Linked DNA regions of Homo sapiens: region 2 is linked to region 1. The links are chromatin loops, found by intact Hi-C in ENCODE. Cell type or tissue: PC-3. All regions are shown on one strand.

What was found. A loop is a pair of places that touch in the nucleus more often than their neighbours do. Peaks named below come from ENCODE experiments on the same cell type or tissue, not always from the same donor. Only the 100,000 strongest peaks of a DNase experiment are listed, where the experiment ranks them.
Region 2: a loop joins it to region 1, with 5 times the contacts of the local background. A loop is called at or near these places in 3 of 110 quality-filtered maps.

What each region holds. Positions count from the first base shown.
Region 1 is chr3:177,474,445-177,482,444 of GRCh38, reverse strand. All of the region lies in intron 1 of LINC00578 (long intergenic non-protein coding RNA 578), which reads right to left. Among named protein-coding and RNA genes, the nearest start is that of LINC00578, 37 kb to the right of the region's middle. In PC-3, no CTCF peak of the experiment used is centred here; a DNase peak (open chromatin) is centred at 3,774; H3K4me3 peaks cover 508 bases; H3K27ac peaks cover 1,665 bases.
Region 2 is chr3:177,616,101-177,624,100 of GRCh38, reverse strand. All of the region lies in intron 2 of LINC00578 (long intergenic non-protein coding RNA 578), which reads right to left. Among named protein-coding and RNA genes, the nearest start is that of LINC00578, 180 kb to the right of the region's middle. In PC-3, a CTCF peak has its summit at 1,384; a DNase peak (open chromatin) is centred at 4,920; H3K4me3 peaks cover 1,028 bases; H3K27ac peaks cover 2,265 bases.

The DNA of each region.
Region 1 (8,000 bases):
CGATTTTCTGGGGTGGGAGATGAGAAATTAAGAAAGCAAAATGGAATGGTTTTAAAATAAATACGTCCTAGATTATTGTGTTGAGATAGGGCTGTATTTTTTTTTCTTTTGGCAGAGAAATGAGTTGACTATAACGTCTTTCAAGAGAAATGTCTCAGATTTATTTCAATGACCTTATAGTCTGGGTATGATGGCACCAAAAACGCACTGAGTTTATTAGTTAGTATCTAATGAATCACATTTTATTTGTGTGTTTCAGGTCAATTCACAAGCTCTTGTGCTTCATTTGAGCCAGAAGACACCACTGAACAGATCATGGTTTCAGTACCTACACTGGCTGTTTTTCATTCAAGGTGCAAGAGTGGTTCCAAAAGCTATGCAAGGGATTACTTTTTGCCAAACTAATTATCACAATTATTGAGAAATATGACAAAGACCTAAAAGTATCAAACATTGCCTACATTTGATAGGCTTTGAATAAAAGATAAGTTAATTTCAACAGGCTGTGATTAAAACTGTCCATAATAATAATAATGATAAAACAATTGTCATATGTTGAGATTAATAAATGTTACACAAAATGTTTCAAATGTATTTTATCTTCTACAGTCTATAAGATGGACACTATAATTTTCCCCATTTTATATTTGAGGTTTAGGCCATTGTTAAAGCTTTCCCAGAGTTATATATCTGATATGGCAGAGCCAGGGCCTTCAGGAGAGACGCTGGAATACCTTTGTTGAAAATTAAGCTAGACTCTAGTAGTTCTCAGTTGAATTAATTGGGAACAATTTACCAAGTAATGAATAATTGGTACAAAACTGTAAGTAATAAAATGCTGAATAGTGAAAAAGAGATTCTGAAGTCCTAGAGAGATCAGCAAAAAAGCAAATCCAAAGCAGAAGGCTCGCAGTAGAAGGTGCAATGTGAGCTGTGCTTTGAAACGGCTCTGATGGTACAAAAAGAGGAACAAAGACAGAGACAGCAGGATGGAAGGGATTGGAAGGTTAAGGGGTCACAGAAGAGGCCAGCAGGAGAAGACAATACAGGAGGGAAATAGTTGTCTACTTTCTGGGTTATTCCTCCAATTTTTTTTTTTTTTTTTTTTTTTGAGTCTCACTCTGTCGCCCAGGCTGGAGTGCAGTGGCACAATCTCAGCTCACTGCAACCTCCGCCTCCCGGGTTCAAAAGAGTCCCCTGCCTCAGTCTCCCGAGTAGCTGGGACTACAGGCACGCACCACCACGCCTGGCTAATTTTTTCTATTTTTAGTAGAGATGGGATTTCACCATGTTGGCCAGGATGGTCTTGATCCCCTGACCTCGTGATCTGCCCACCTTGGCCTCCCAAAGTGCTGGGATTACATATTCCTCCAATTTTTAAGCTCACAAGGAACTCAAGGGGCATTCAGATCAACTCATATATCACGCAATGGCACACCTGATAGGCACTGAGCAGGAAGCTTCCCATGAACTACCACACAGAAAGCCAGTGCTCTGTAATCCTAATTCAATATAACACTGACTGAGCACCTACAATGTACAGATAGAGGGCCAAATATTGAGCACAGAAGGATGAAGAAGATGCAATTCTGGTCTGTAGGAAGCTCATATAAAAGTATGTAAGTCCACACTATTTTATTGATTTTAGTAGAAACGGGTTTTCACCATGTTGGCCAGGATGGTCTCGATCTTTTGCCCTCGTGATCTGCCCGCCTCAGCCTCCCAAAGTGCTGGAATTACAGGAGTGAGCCACTGCACCCGGCCGAAGTATTCCATTTCTTGAGGCAGAAAAGACTTCTCTGTGGTGACATTAGATATGAGCCTTCTAAGAGGTGTGTATTATGATGGCAGGAGAAAGAGGAGAATGGAGTCCTAAGCGGGAGCAACTGTGTATTAACACAAACATGGAAGGATTCTACATACGCTGTTAGTAAGGAAAAATCACCAGGCAGAGCTGGAGCTGAGATTATAATCAAGGGTCTTCAGTGGAGCAGCAGAGCCAGGTGGAGTAGTGTTAGAAGACTACTACTAACATGAGTAGTGTTAGTACTACTAACATGAGTAGTGAGGAATAACATGATAAGGAATTTGAAGACAAGTGGGGAACCATGGAAAAACTTGAACATAGCAATGAGATTATTTGATCTCTGATTTAAGATGAAAATCTGGCAGTAAAGGGAAGAATGGGTGGCGAGTTAAAGGAGCCAAAATGCCCCTTAGCTATTCAAAGAGGATGATAATGTAATAATGCCAGCCTGAATTCAGGTAATGGTAACGCACAAGAAGAAAAGAAGAATTCACCAGCCACAATGGCCAAAGATCAGCCAGGGTTAGTAAATTAAAGATAATTACAATTTCTGACTTTAGTGGCTGGCAGATAGTAGTATCACAAAATAGGACAGGGACAAGACCAAAAGCAATCAGGAATAAGTGCTACTTAAATCAGAAAAATACTCAAAATGCTGAACACATGCTGGTGTAGTCTCAAACAAAACTGGGTGATGGCATTTTCTATAATGACTGTGTAGTCTGCCATGGCGGGTGGCCCAAGGAAGTGATAACAGGGGCAGAGGATCTCTAGGTCACGTGTTCAAAGTCATAATTCTCAGGTGTCTAAAACTTGTTCATATATCTGACAGCTGTTCAATGACTGATGTGAAAAGAATCAGAGGTTTTAGTTTAGGGTCTAGCAAAACAGATGTTCCCCTTTATAACTGACACCTTTGTTATGATAGAGGAGAGTTTTTTGAAAGAAATTAAATCAGTTCTAGTCCTTAGATTGCCTGCTGAGATGTTTTTGGACTAGTCAGAGTCTGTTTTTTCTTTTTGTTGTTGTCGTTGTTGTTGTTGTTTTTGTGTTTCCCAAGAGCATCCCACTATGGCATAACGATTTGTTTGAAATGTTTAAATTTTTTAAAAATCAAAGGTAGGAGTTGTCTAAGAGTGATAAGGCAGTCATTTAATATAGCTCTTTCCGCTGCTTCTATCTTTCTTTATTCTTTTGCAGTCGCTTGCAAAAGGTTATCTGCCACATTACAGGTCTGTGTTCATTTCTTTATCAGCATATGATCTATAAGAAAACATTCAGCCTGGAGCGGTGGCTCTTTTTCCCTTTGAAAATAGTGCAGTGGCACCACGGGGTTGTTTTTTGTTTTTTGTTTTTTCGTTTGTCTTGTTTTGTTTTGTTTTGAGATGGAGTCTCTGTCACCCATGCTGGAGTGCAGTGGTGCCATCTCGGCTCACTGCAACCAACCTCCATCTCCTGGGCTCAACCAATTCTCCTGTCTCAGCCTCCCAGCACCTGCCACCAGGCCCAGCTAATTTTTGTGTTTTTAGTAGAGTCAGGGCTTCACCATGTTGGCCAAGCTGGTATCGAACTCCTGACCTCAGGTGATCCACCCACCTCGGCCTCCCAAAGTGCTGGGATTACAGGCGTGAGTCACTGTGCCTGGCCGGTTTTTGAATTATCTAATACTTTAAAATATGTTTCCTCCCTTTTAAACCCAAAGTTCTAAGTGGGAGGATATGTGTCCTGGGCATTAAGTGGGAGATGCAGATAGTTCCTGAAGACCTCCACAGCAGTAGACTTCTTGGGCTACAGGGGAGCCCACTTTCTCCAGGGACCATATTTGTTTAACTTGTCCCTGCATGTGGACTGCCCTGTGGCAAACCACTGTAAAAGAATGAAGTCTCCTAAGAATTGTGCTTGAGTTTGTACATTCCTTGGTGTCGGCTAAAGCCACAGGAACTTTGGCAGTATTTTGAAGTTACACCCGTTCCCTATTGCAATGCAGGTCTGTGAAATAATGCCTTAGCTCTGCCAAAAACCACAGTGATTATCAACAGTGTAAATAATCAAGTAAAAGCACTTTTCCACAGCCCAGTGACTAGATTGTCAAGAATGCAAAAAGTAGTAGCAAAAATTGATTGCCATTTGCAAAGATAATTTCTATCTGAATTATATTACTGTATTGCAACAGCGATGCATAATGTGTGTCCAGCATCTTTGTAATAAACATTTTAGGTTTAATTTAGAAATCTCTGAGTCATTAGAAAAGTTCTTTCTCATTATGATGAAGGGGCCATGGTGAACTCAGCACTATTACAGTCTAAAGAGGGAAAAGAAACAGACAAGCAAGCTACACGTGTGAGAAGCAGAATTGCTCCTAGCTGAAACAATAGGAAAAAGTTCAAAATATAGATAGCTGCCTATTATTGAATAATTAATATAAGTATGGCTGTTTTACATTATCAAGCAGCCTGAGTATTTTCAATATTCCAATACAATGTGATATGGTCATTGATTTGTTGTTGTTTTAAACTCTTCATTTCTGCGAGGAAAAGAAGACTTCACATCTAGCAAACAAGGTCAAATAGATCAACTAAACTAGACCTTTCCGCCCCTCACAGATACCCCTTGTGCTGCTGCTTCAATTATTCCTGACATTGGTATTCAATAACTCAGGCTGGCAAGATGGTTTTAGAGCTCCACCCCAACCCTACACTGCTGGAAAATCTTATTTAAATTGAATTTTTCACTCTTCATCTCTTCGTTTCAGAACCAGGAAGATGTCTGCTGAAAAGCATCAGGCTGGCTGGCATGGTGGCTCAAGCTTGTAATCTCAGCACTTTAGGAGGCCGAGGTGGGCAGATCGCTGGAGGTCAGGAGTTCGAGACCAGCCTGGCCAACATAATGAAACCCCATCTCTACTAAAAATACATAAATTAGCCAGGCATGGTGGCCCATGCCTGTAATCCCAGCTACTCAGGAGGCTGAGGCAGGAGAATCGCTTGAACCCGGGAGGTGGAGGTTGCAGTGAGCCAAAATTGCGCCACTGCACTCCAGCCTGGGTGGCAGAGCGAGACTCTGTCACAAAAACAAAAACAAAAACAAACAAAAAAAAAGAAAAGCATCAGGCCTTACTGGAAATTAATGCAACGGAAACATAATTCTCTTGAGCCTTGGGCCTTCTCTCGAGATTAGTAGGTGTGACTCAGTGGTTCAAAACCAGGCTGTTTATATGAGTGGCCTAAGGGGCTTTTTAAAAATACTGATCGCTAAGCACAGCCTTCTCCAGGGACCATTTAATTAAAAATCTGACGAGGGTGGGGGCCAGGCATCAGTCTGTCTATAAGCCCACCTCCCCGCCCCACTACCCAGTGAGTCTAATGTCCAACCCAATCAGTTTCATGTTCTAGCATGCCTGTGAGGAGAGAGAATTTTGTGAATGTTTGCTTAGGAATGTTTGCACCTGTTTACCCTAAGAGCCAGTGTGCTCAAACTTAGATGTCCATTGGAGACACCTGGAAGATTTTAAGATCAATGATATTTGGGTCTTACCCTGGAGAGATTCTGAATTTCTGTGAGTGGACAATCACCCCCAGGTGATTCCAATGTGTAGCCAAGTTTAAGAAACACTGTTCTCGAGCTATGAAATCCATGAGGGCTGCGCTTATTCACTTACTTCAAAGCCTGAGGAAGTGCATTACGAGTATTTACAAGATAGGACTCAGTGTAGCCAGTAAACGGCCCACTAAAAAAAAAAACAAAAAACAAAAAAAAAAAAAACAGGATTCCCTCCTGTGTCAGAACTATCAGATGCTGATGACTAGACTGTGCAGAAATAAGCACATAAATGAGTGTCTATTTTGAGTAATAAGATGAGTAGTATCCATAGAAACAACTGACGAATAATCATCGTAGCTAATTAGATAAGTGATTTCCAAAACCTATTTGAATGATAACTAACGTAATAAACTTCAAACTTCATATTCAGCGACATATTTTTCCCTGCTCCTCTTAATGGTCTGTCAAGAGTTGGCAATCGCGTCAATAGAAGTCATGTTTTTAATCCTCAACGATGTTGATTTACCCTCTCAGAAAGAATTACTGAGTGAAGACTGAAGTAGCATTCAGCCATGAGCATAGGTTTTGGAGTCAAACAGAGCAGGATCTGAGCCCCTTGCTCTGCTGTTTGTTAAGCAGTCAGCCTCGGGAACATGGCTGAACCACCCTGCTCTGTGTTCTCCTCAGTACAAAGGAGGTGATACTATCTATTCCATGGCACTGCTATAAGGATTAAAGACAATTTCCCTCTTAAAATGCTTTGCACAGAGCTATTACTAGAAAAATCACAGTATTGTTAAAATCATTTCCTAAATTTGGGGGCTGTTGGGAGTTAACATGATAACAGAACTAAATTACTCTGGGCCAGGCACGGTGGCTCACGCCTGTAATCCCAGCACTTTGGGAGGCCGAGGCAGGTGGATTACCTGAGGTCAGGAGTTCGAGACCAGCCTGGTCAACATGGAGAAACCCCATCTCTACTAAAAATACAAAATTAGCCTGGTGTGGTGGCGCATGCCTGTAATCCCAGCTACTCGGGAGGCTGAGACAGGAGAATCACTTGAACTTGGGAGGCAGAGGCTACAGTAAGCTGAGATTGCACCACTGCACTCCAGCCTGGGTAATGGAGCAAGACTCCATCTCAAAAAAAAAAAAAAAAAACAACTAAATCACTCTGTAAAAGATGACCATGTATAGAGGTCACACAACTCTTTATTGCCATCTCGCCAGAAAACACAGTAATGCAATAATTGGGTTTAGCCACTCTATTTTTCAACACATCTTGGGTTGTGTTTTGTTGTCATTGTTGTTGTCGTCGTCGTCGTTTTTTTGGCCAATGAACAAGATATTTGGTGGTTATCCCTGGTGCTATTACCCTTCCTGGGCCACACTGATTCCCTTCAACTATGCCTCAGAGTAAGGATGTCTGGATTATTGTTAATATTTCTTCATTTCTCTCTCTTCTGTTTCTGCCTCAGTGCAGCTCCCAAATCCATATCTCCCAAATAAGTTTTGAAGCTTAATAGAAACAGAGGACACTGTCATCCATCTTGTTTGCACAGCTAACCAAATATGCCTGTGTGATGTGCTCAGACCCCTCTGTTCCTCTGCCTGCTCCCCGGAGTCAGCGTTCTAGAGCTTGGAAAAGTCCAAAGTTCACTGCTGTGGCTCCCTCGTTTTATATGAGGATGCATCATAGCAACGACCTCAGCAGAAATGTTCTAATTGACAACGTGCTGTTGCACGCTCGAGGTACCTCTCGGGAGTTCTGTGAGGCAGATATCATTATAGATGAGGAAACAGAAGCCCAGAAAACATGGGACCTTCCTGCAGTCACACAGCTGGCAGAGCTGGGATGAGAACCAAGGCCTGCTAATCCCTAGCTGAGTGTTCTGTTCATGAGGCAAGCTTGCTGCTTTCCAGTTTTTCTCAGACTCTCTGTCTTTAGCGCCACAATCCTGAAAGTGTCATCCATTTATGGCACGGGGTGAAGCAATGTTAACTTTTCCCTGTGACACTTTATATCGGATAAATGTTTTACGGCCAAATGCACGACTGACAGCATTCAGCCATCCAGCTAGGTCTCACACTGCTAAGCAAAATAAAGTGGTCCTAGGAGGTCCCCAAAGCTGCTCCACAACACTGACGCTGCAAATTATATTACACAGGCATTCTGTGAGATGCCCATGGAAGAGCCAGCCCCATTGCTCTGATCTCTCAAAGCCTGATGTGCTTGACCTTTGAGCTGGGGAGCCCCGTGCAGCAGTGCCTGTGCCTGGGAGCAGCACATGTGGGACACTGGGCTTAGAATGGAAAACAGGAGGAAAAGATGACGCTCTTAGGAGCAACCATTTGCCTTGGGATAGATACATCAAAAAGAAGCAATTACAGCCAGTTAGAGTCTACCAAGGGCAGAAAGATATGACCATTAGTGAAGAGAAACTGTTTAATTTCCTGTTACCTCTACCACCATAAGAGGGATGCTACAGAAAAATAGAAACATATGAACTCTCTACAGATATCATTGGCATACTAGTAAGAGCATCCAGCAATAATAAGCCCCCAAAATATCAGTTGTTCATGGAAACTATAAAATCATGAGAGAATCTCTGGATTGGCAAGAGTAGAGTATCATTAGATTATTGATGTTATT
Region 2 (8,000 bases), 140 kb before region 1:
ACCTACACTAAAAATGACCCTAAAGTAAATTGGTTGAAGAAATTAGATCTTAAAGATTCTTGATTTTTCCAAAGGTAAATTTTGAAATCTTCATCAGTATAGCCATATTAAAAGGAGATGACGACAGATGCCAAAAATCAAAGAATTATGGCCTGACAGGACAACTGCATTAAAATAAGCATCAGTTTCATTAAAAAGGGCTAACTTGAAGATAAATCTTTTGAAGATAAATTTTGACTCCAGCTCTTTAGAGGATCTAAAGTGACCTCGATGGACAGTGGAAGAACTTACAACATGGAATTCCTTGAATAAAAATCTATTGACTTTAAATAATTTTGCCTAATGTTACACACACACAGTTAAAACGAAAACACCTCTTTACACTGTCAAAAAAAGAAGAAGAAAATGATAGATTTTCACATTGCCCCATTGATGCCATTAAAAATCTATATAATCACTAGAGTCAAGTATTAGAAATGCTATCTTCTGTGGCCGCGTTCTCTTTCAAGGCCTATTAGTCCCTAAATTATCTCCCTGGGCACATGGCAACACTACATGTTCCAGGTAAGGCTATGTGTTGAGAAACAGTAGTGCTGGCTAAAGCCTCACAGTGAAATTAACATCCAGTGAAATTAATCTATTTGCAGGCTGCAAATGCCTATAGCAGTTGATGACTGTGATGAAAAGTGCTTTCACTTTCATGGACTATTTCAAACTTCCAAGAGAAGTTAAGGTGGAAACAAACATGAGCCAGACTCCCTAGTTCCCCATCTCTTTTCCTTTCTTCTGGGTCTTATCCACATTCTGTACCCTGAAAAAGCCCAGATCTTCTCCTGTACCTGCCCTATGTGCTGTCTCCAACCATCCTTAAAGCAAGGCCTCTGCCAAACACACAGAGTGAGGAGCCACCTATATGGCATGATGTTTGTCTTGACATGAGTGGAGACCACAGAGGCTTCCCCACACTCCCTTTGCAGATCTATCAGCGTTCTCCTGTACAACTACAGTGCCAGGACACTCCAGTTTTAGCTGCGCGTTGGTGTAGGGCATTGAAGGCCTCATAAAAATTACAGCTATCTGACAGCACTGATAGTCAAAGCCACTATCTATTAAGTGGTTACTATATGCTAGTGACTTTATATATGCTAGGTTATTAATCCCACCACAACCCTAGCAGTATTATTACTTCCACTGAAAACTGAGTTTTAGTGAGGTTAAGCAAACAACCCAAGGCAGCATAGCTAATAAAAGACAGAGCCAGGATTTAAACCTAATTCCATCTGACTCCTCCTACATGAAACAATTATAGCAAACATTTGTTGAAAGCTTACTACATGCCAATCATTGTTCTGAGCTCCTTACTTGTGTTAACTCATTTTTTCCCACAACAATTCTAGGAAGCAAACACTGCTATTGCCACCTTTTTGCAGAGGAAGGTACTGAGGTGAAGCGACTTGCCCAAACCCTACAAAAAGTAAGTGGTTAGAGCTGGGACTGCAATCCAGAGCTCTCTGTATTGAGACCAATCCACTCTTTTTTTTTTTTTTTTCATTCTTATATGTTTTAATTGTAAAATTTTCAAAAATTCCTACTTCCATGTCATCACCTAGATTTAACGACTATTGACATTTTGCTATATTTGCTTCAGTTTTTGTTGAAATACTTTAAAATAAGTTAACATGTCATAGTATTTTACTCCTTAATACTTCAGCGTGCATCTCTAAAGATGGATTTTTTTTACATAATCACAATAGCATTATCACACCTGATAAAATATATTACCAATTCCCTAATACCATATTCAAAATTCTGTAATTGTTCCAAAAGTATCTTTTCTACAGTTGGTTTGTTCAAACTAGTATCCTGCGAAAAATCATGAATAACATTTGCTAATTATATAATTCTAAAACACCTCCTTCCTACTCCCTTTTTGTACCATGACATTAATTGCTAAGGAATCAAGATCAGTCTATAGAATGATCTGCCTTCTGGATTTGTTTATTTCCTTGTGGTGCTGATTAAGTTTTTCCTCTAGTTTCTGTGTTTCTTATGAAGTGGAAACTTTAACTAAAGGCTTGAGTAGATTCACTTTCAGCAAGAATGCTTCATAGATGATATTGCAACTTCATATTGTACCACATTTGGATCTTCACAGTAACTGGCCATTGCATCAACAGCAGTGTCAAGAGCATCATAGCATCGGATGATGATGGACAGATGCCTCTGCTGCAGAGTTATGCCCCCGCCCCAACACTCAATTGGCAATCATCTGGGGAAGTCTGTCACAATGGTCCCTGTCCACCTTTCTTTTAGTGGTTTCAGCATCTGTCAAAGGTTCTTATTTGAATTTCCATCCTATCAAGGGCTGCAAAATGGTGACTTTCTGACCGTATTATTGCATCTACATTCACAGCTGACATTCTTCAATAAAGAAAAGTTTTCCTTCATCAAGTAGAACTATTTAGTTATGCTGAAATTCAGTATCTTCTAGAAAGACATTAAATCTTTAATTATTTTTAATTCTCAATTCTCAGAATAACCAATTCATGTAATAATCACCTCCAGTGATGGCAAATGAGTTTTGTTTTGGAAGACATTCTCTTTTCTAGTTATGTACTTGCGGAGTTTTATATATTCATAGTCATTTTTAAATGCTCAGGTTGTCTCACACTTGCCACTGTATACTCTTCAACTAGAATGCTACTTAACCCAGATTAAAATCCACGTTTCCCGTGTAGTAACTGAGTGACTCTTGCTTCTGTGCCTCTGTCTCTCAGAAATAAAACTGGAATTCAAAATTCTATAGAGCTTATAAGATGGTTGTAGTAATTAAATGAGACAGGTCAGCTACCAGGCTTAGCGAAGGCCATAAACAAAGAAAGAATGTGACAAATGTTAGTTGCTCCTATTTTCATATCATCACCATCTAATGCTAAGTCTTCACTAGGGAAGGAATTAGGGTCTGGAGATGCGGTGGTAAAGGGAAGAGCAAGGGTCTCAAATGCTTTAGAGAGAAGATTCTCACCCAGAACAGTGACACATGAGGGCTTTGCAGGGCCAGGAACAGGTAAAGAAACTAGGAACCTGGTGAAGGGAAGAAGGCAGGAGGCAGAATAAAATATTCCTGGAAAAAAATTATTTTTGTTTGTTTCACAGTTTTCTCAGGGCCTATTCTATTCCAAGATATCGAAAAGAATGCTGGTGAAACTAGAGCTAAGTGGCTGTCTCAGAACCTACCAGAGTAGAGAGGTCAGGTCATTTCTAGGCTTCAGGTGGCTTGTCCACCTGTCCTGCCAGCCCAGTCTCAGTTTGGGCATTAGCTGATGGGCTAAGCTGCTTGTTTCATGCTGGTCTGTAAGAAGAGCTTACAAGTGGGAAGACAAGTTCAGCATCATCTTCAAATGACAATGGTCATATGAAATACTAAAGATAGTTTCCTGTAAAAACCTCCCACAGAAACGAAAAGTTTTTAAATAAAACATGTCATCCAAAATTGTAAAGTGAGAAAGATTGTTTTCATCTCATGTCTTTGAATTGTATTGTGAGAGGTATTGGTCTTCTTCCACCAATCCAAAGTTAAGGACAAATAAATTTCATTGTATCGGAAACTTTGGAGGAAAAATTTGATGCTATTATTTTCCTTCCATGGAAATTTTATTCTGGGGATATATTTCCGTAGCAAATGCATAGTAGTTGCCAAAGAAACAAGTTAATAGTAGGCTTGATAAGAGGGATTTCTTAAAATGAAGAGCCGTTTTATCCTCCCCACCATGTCTTTCCCTTTCAGAATACTTGCTGACTCACCCCAGCCTCCCAGAACATAAACGACGGTGTTATAGCCACGAAATCCTACAAAAACCACTTCACTTCCGAGCATGTACACACATATATGTGTGCGTGGAATGTGCGCATGTGTGTTTAGGGGGTGGAAGTAAGGGCTTTCCTTCTTTCTCTTTTTATTCTCTTTTTTTTTTTTCAGACAGAGTCTTACTCTATTGCCCATGCTGGAGTGCAATGGCGCTATCTCCGCTCACTGCAACCTCCGCCTCCCGGGTTCAAGCGATTCTCCTGCCTCAGCCTCCCAAGTAGCTGGGATTACAGGCACCCACCACCATGCCCGGCTAATTTTTGTATTTTTAGTAGAGACGGGGTTTCACCATGTTAGCCAGGCTGGTCTCAAACTCCTGACCTCGCTATCTGCCCGCCTCAGCCTCTCAAAGTGCTGGGATTACAGGTGTGAGCCACTGGGCCTGGCCTATCTTTTTATTCCTTAATAAAAAATGTTTGTTTCCTCACAACTTGACAGGAACTGGCTCTGAGATTTACAGAAATAACTGAAGGGATATCGCTCATGCAAATTATCCTGCTTCTTCATTAGCTGTGGTGCTCACAACAGCCAAAGCTCTCCGTCCTCCCTCTTTTTAGGTCATGTTAGGCTTTCCTTTATAATCATATTCAGTGGACTAGCATGCCTCAGTAGAATGTTGAGTGACTTGAAAAATACTTGGCTACCAGACAAGAAAGTAAAACAAAAGCTACGTGTGTAACGTTTAACAAAGGAACATTCAGAATCTTCCCTCTGGGAGAAACAAAGCAGCAAAGAACACCCTCGTCCTCCTCTCCCAAATAAAAACTGGGAGAAAACATCCTGGAAAATAAATGCCAACACCAGAAGCCAGTTACTAGGAAGAAACATGATGAAGTTTTAAACCATTTACTCTCATTTTGTTCTTTTAAACCAAGGCCACTAATAACCTCAGAAATGTCGACTGATTATCTTCTTTCTGCTTGGTTGGTATATCTGTACCAAAATGTTCAGATGGAAGGTAAACAAAGGCCTAGCAGCTCAGATTTTTTAAAATTTGAACTGGAACTCATTTATTTGTATTTCAAAATTCCGAGGCAGATTACCTGGAAGACATCCAAAACCTCAGAAGCCAAAAGTTCTGCCAAGCATTTTTCAGCTTGGTAATCGGTAATATAATACAGCCAGATCATTAAAGAAATCCTGTTCTGAATTCCCTTGAAGTTTCTAAGGCAAAGTTTAAACAAAAATTATTTCCTTCAGAGTCTCCTATGCATGATAAGTTTCCATCTGTGCATAAGGAAACAGCATAGTAGATTAGACACCTTGACTAAGAACAAATAAACACAACAAAAATAAACGTACATTGCATTTCTCTCTAGACCTGCATGGCTGTGTATTCACAAAGCAAAACATTGTATATCTTTCGTCTCTTAGGAAGAAGTTGTTTATTACTCCTTTGCTTTGTCATGGCCATCTTGCTCATTTACTTTTCAATAATCACATATTGAAAACCCACTCTGAAGAAGGTGCTGTGCCAGACACCATGTAAAGAGACAAAGATGTAGATACACAGACTCTGCGCATGTGGGGCATAATATATAGTGGTGGGGAGGAGGAGAAGATATATACAGATAGGTATTAAACCAGGTGGAAGGTGTTGGGAAAAAGTACCTTAGGAAAGGCAAGATGAGATGCTCTGGATGTCCGGAGAAAGGTATGTTAATTAGAATGAAGAGGTCAGGAGAGATTTCAGGAAGGAGGTGGAATGAGAGCTGCATCATGAAAGGAAGGTGGGATGTGGACAAAGTGGAGAAGGTCTTAGAGTACCATGGTGCTTCATCAAGTGCCTTGTTGCCTAAAGTGTTCTGCTTCTTTCCAACCTGTGTCACGTGTAAGTCCATTTATACACTTAAACCAAAACTGAGTACATGAGAACATATATTTCTCACCCACACATTAAAATCAAGTTGAGGCCGGGTGCAGTGGCTCATACCTGTAATCCCAGCACTTTGGGAGGACAAGGTGGGCAGATCACTTGAGGTCAGGAGTTCAAGAGCAGCCTGGCCAACATGGTGAAACCCCATCTCTATTAAAAATACAAAAATTAGCAGGGAGTGGTGGCAGGTGCCTGTAATCCCAACTACTCAGGAGGATGAGGCAGGAGGATCACTTGAACCTAGGAGGCGGAGGTTGCAGTGAGATCGTGCCACTGCACTCCAGCCTGGGCAATAGAGCGACGCTCTGTCACTAAATAAATAAATAAATAAATGAAACGAAGTTGAATATTATCTCACAGTTCTATACAATCACAGTTTGCTTTTTATGCTGCTATTTATTTTTTCCATCTAAGTTGTCTTAGTGCACCATCTCCTTAAATTAACTACCAGAAAACAGGTGAAACCCATGAAACCTAGTGTTTTAGTGGAGCCATCCACTACTCAAGACCAATGTGGGAACCGCAGTCTGAATTATTTGACCTCATCAATAAGCACATTCCCACTTTGCCTATGAAGGGTGCTTATAGTAAAGAATCATCTCTTAGCCACTGTTCCACTGTGTCAATCTATGGAAAAATCAAAACGCACTTACTGAATTCATTTAAGTAAGCATTCACTGGGAAATTCCTACCCCAAAGACACTGTGTCAATTCGGAGGACTCAGGATGGCTCCCTGCAGGCATCTCACAGGCTGGAGGTGGAACTCACACCCACCTGTAATGCAGTGTATGATAATAGAGCTGTACACACAGATCCTTGGAAGCACAATACACAAGTACATCTAATGCCCACATTAAACTTTTAAAATGAAGCTGGTTTTCATTTGCATATGTAAATTCATATTCCTATTATTTGGGCTTCTAGTTGTAAGATAAGCTGAAAATGTTCTTCAGACTTTTTTGGTATTAGCTTTAGAACCTATTTATATATGAAGCACATGCAAAATATTAGTATTATTTTTTAAGCCATTTGCCAATATTGAAAAAATAACTGGTTTCATTTACTAAACTTGAATGTGAATGATATTTCACTTTGTCCAACATTCAAATATACTTTCACATCCAAAGATTTGCCACAATTGAGAATACTGAAAAATGTGCCACATATTTTGAAAGTAATTTTAAAACATATACATTGGAAAAGCATTTAGAAATGTTTGTGACAGTGGAATCATTTCAATGTACTTTCCTACCTCCTTTGTTATCTTTGTCCATTTTGTGTTGGTATAACAGAATACCACAGACTGGGTAATTTATAAAGAAAAGAAATTAGGCCCGGCGCGGAGCCTCACTCCTGTAATCCCAGCACTTTGGAAGGCCAAGGCGGGTGGATCGCCTGAGGTCAGGGGTTTGAGATCAGCCTGGCGAACATGGTGAAACCCTGTCTTTACTAAAAATACAAAAATTAGCTGGGCATGGTTGCGGGCGCCTGTAATCCCAGCTATTTGGGAGGCTGAGGCAGGAGAATTGTTTGAACCCAGGAGGTGGAGGTTGCAGTGAGCTGAGATCGGGCCACTGCACTCCAGCTTGGGCGACAGAGGAAGGATCCATCTCAAAAAAAAAAAGAAAAGAAAAGAAAAGAAATGTATTTCTCATAGAGTGCATGTGACAGAGAGGGAGAAAGAGCAAGACAGTGATGCAGCAGAACTTGCTTTTACGACAAACCCACTCTCGCAATAACTAATCCACTCCTGCAATAACAATATTAAGCCATTCATGAGGATAGAGCCCTCCTGACCTAATTACCTCCTGTGAGGCCCCACCTTCCAAGACTGTTGCATTGAGATTACATTTCCAACACATGAACTTTTGGGGGACACGTTCAAACCGTAGCATTTGTCTAGCAACTTCCTAATGTTCACAACTCAGATCCTGCCTCCTAGATTTCCCTCTGCACTCCCATGCTATTTTTTGAAACCTATAATTCCATCGCTAAAACCAAGTCAAAGACAACCATACCTTTGTTTCCTCATCTGCAGGAGGTGATAACCGATAGTATTCATAGAGGCAAAATAAATTAATGCCATGTAAGAACAGCATGTAAACCATAGTATCATAAAAGTATTCACTATCATTATTCAAGTAATTTTCACATAGTAGGTCACCAATATCGGATCATTGAATAAAACATATACCTTGTTCAATAGATATATCAGAATTTATACATCCAAAGGTTTGTTAGCCTCTTTCATAAAA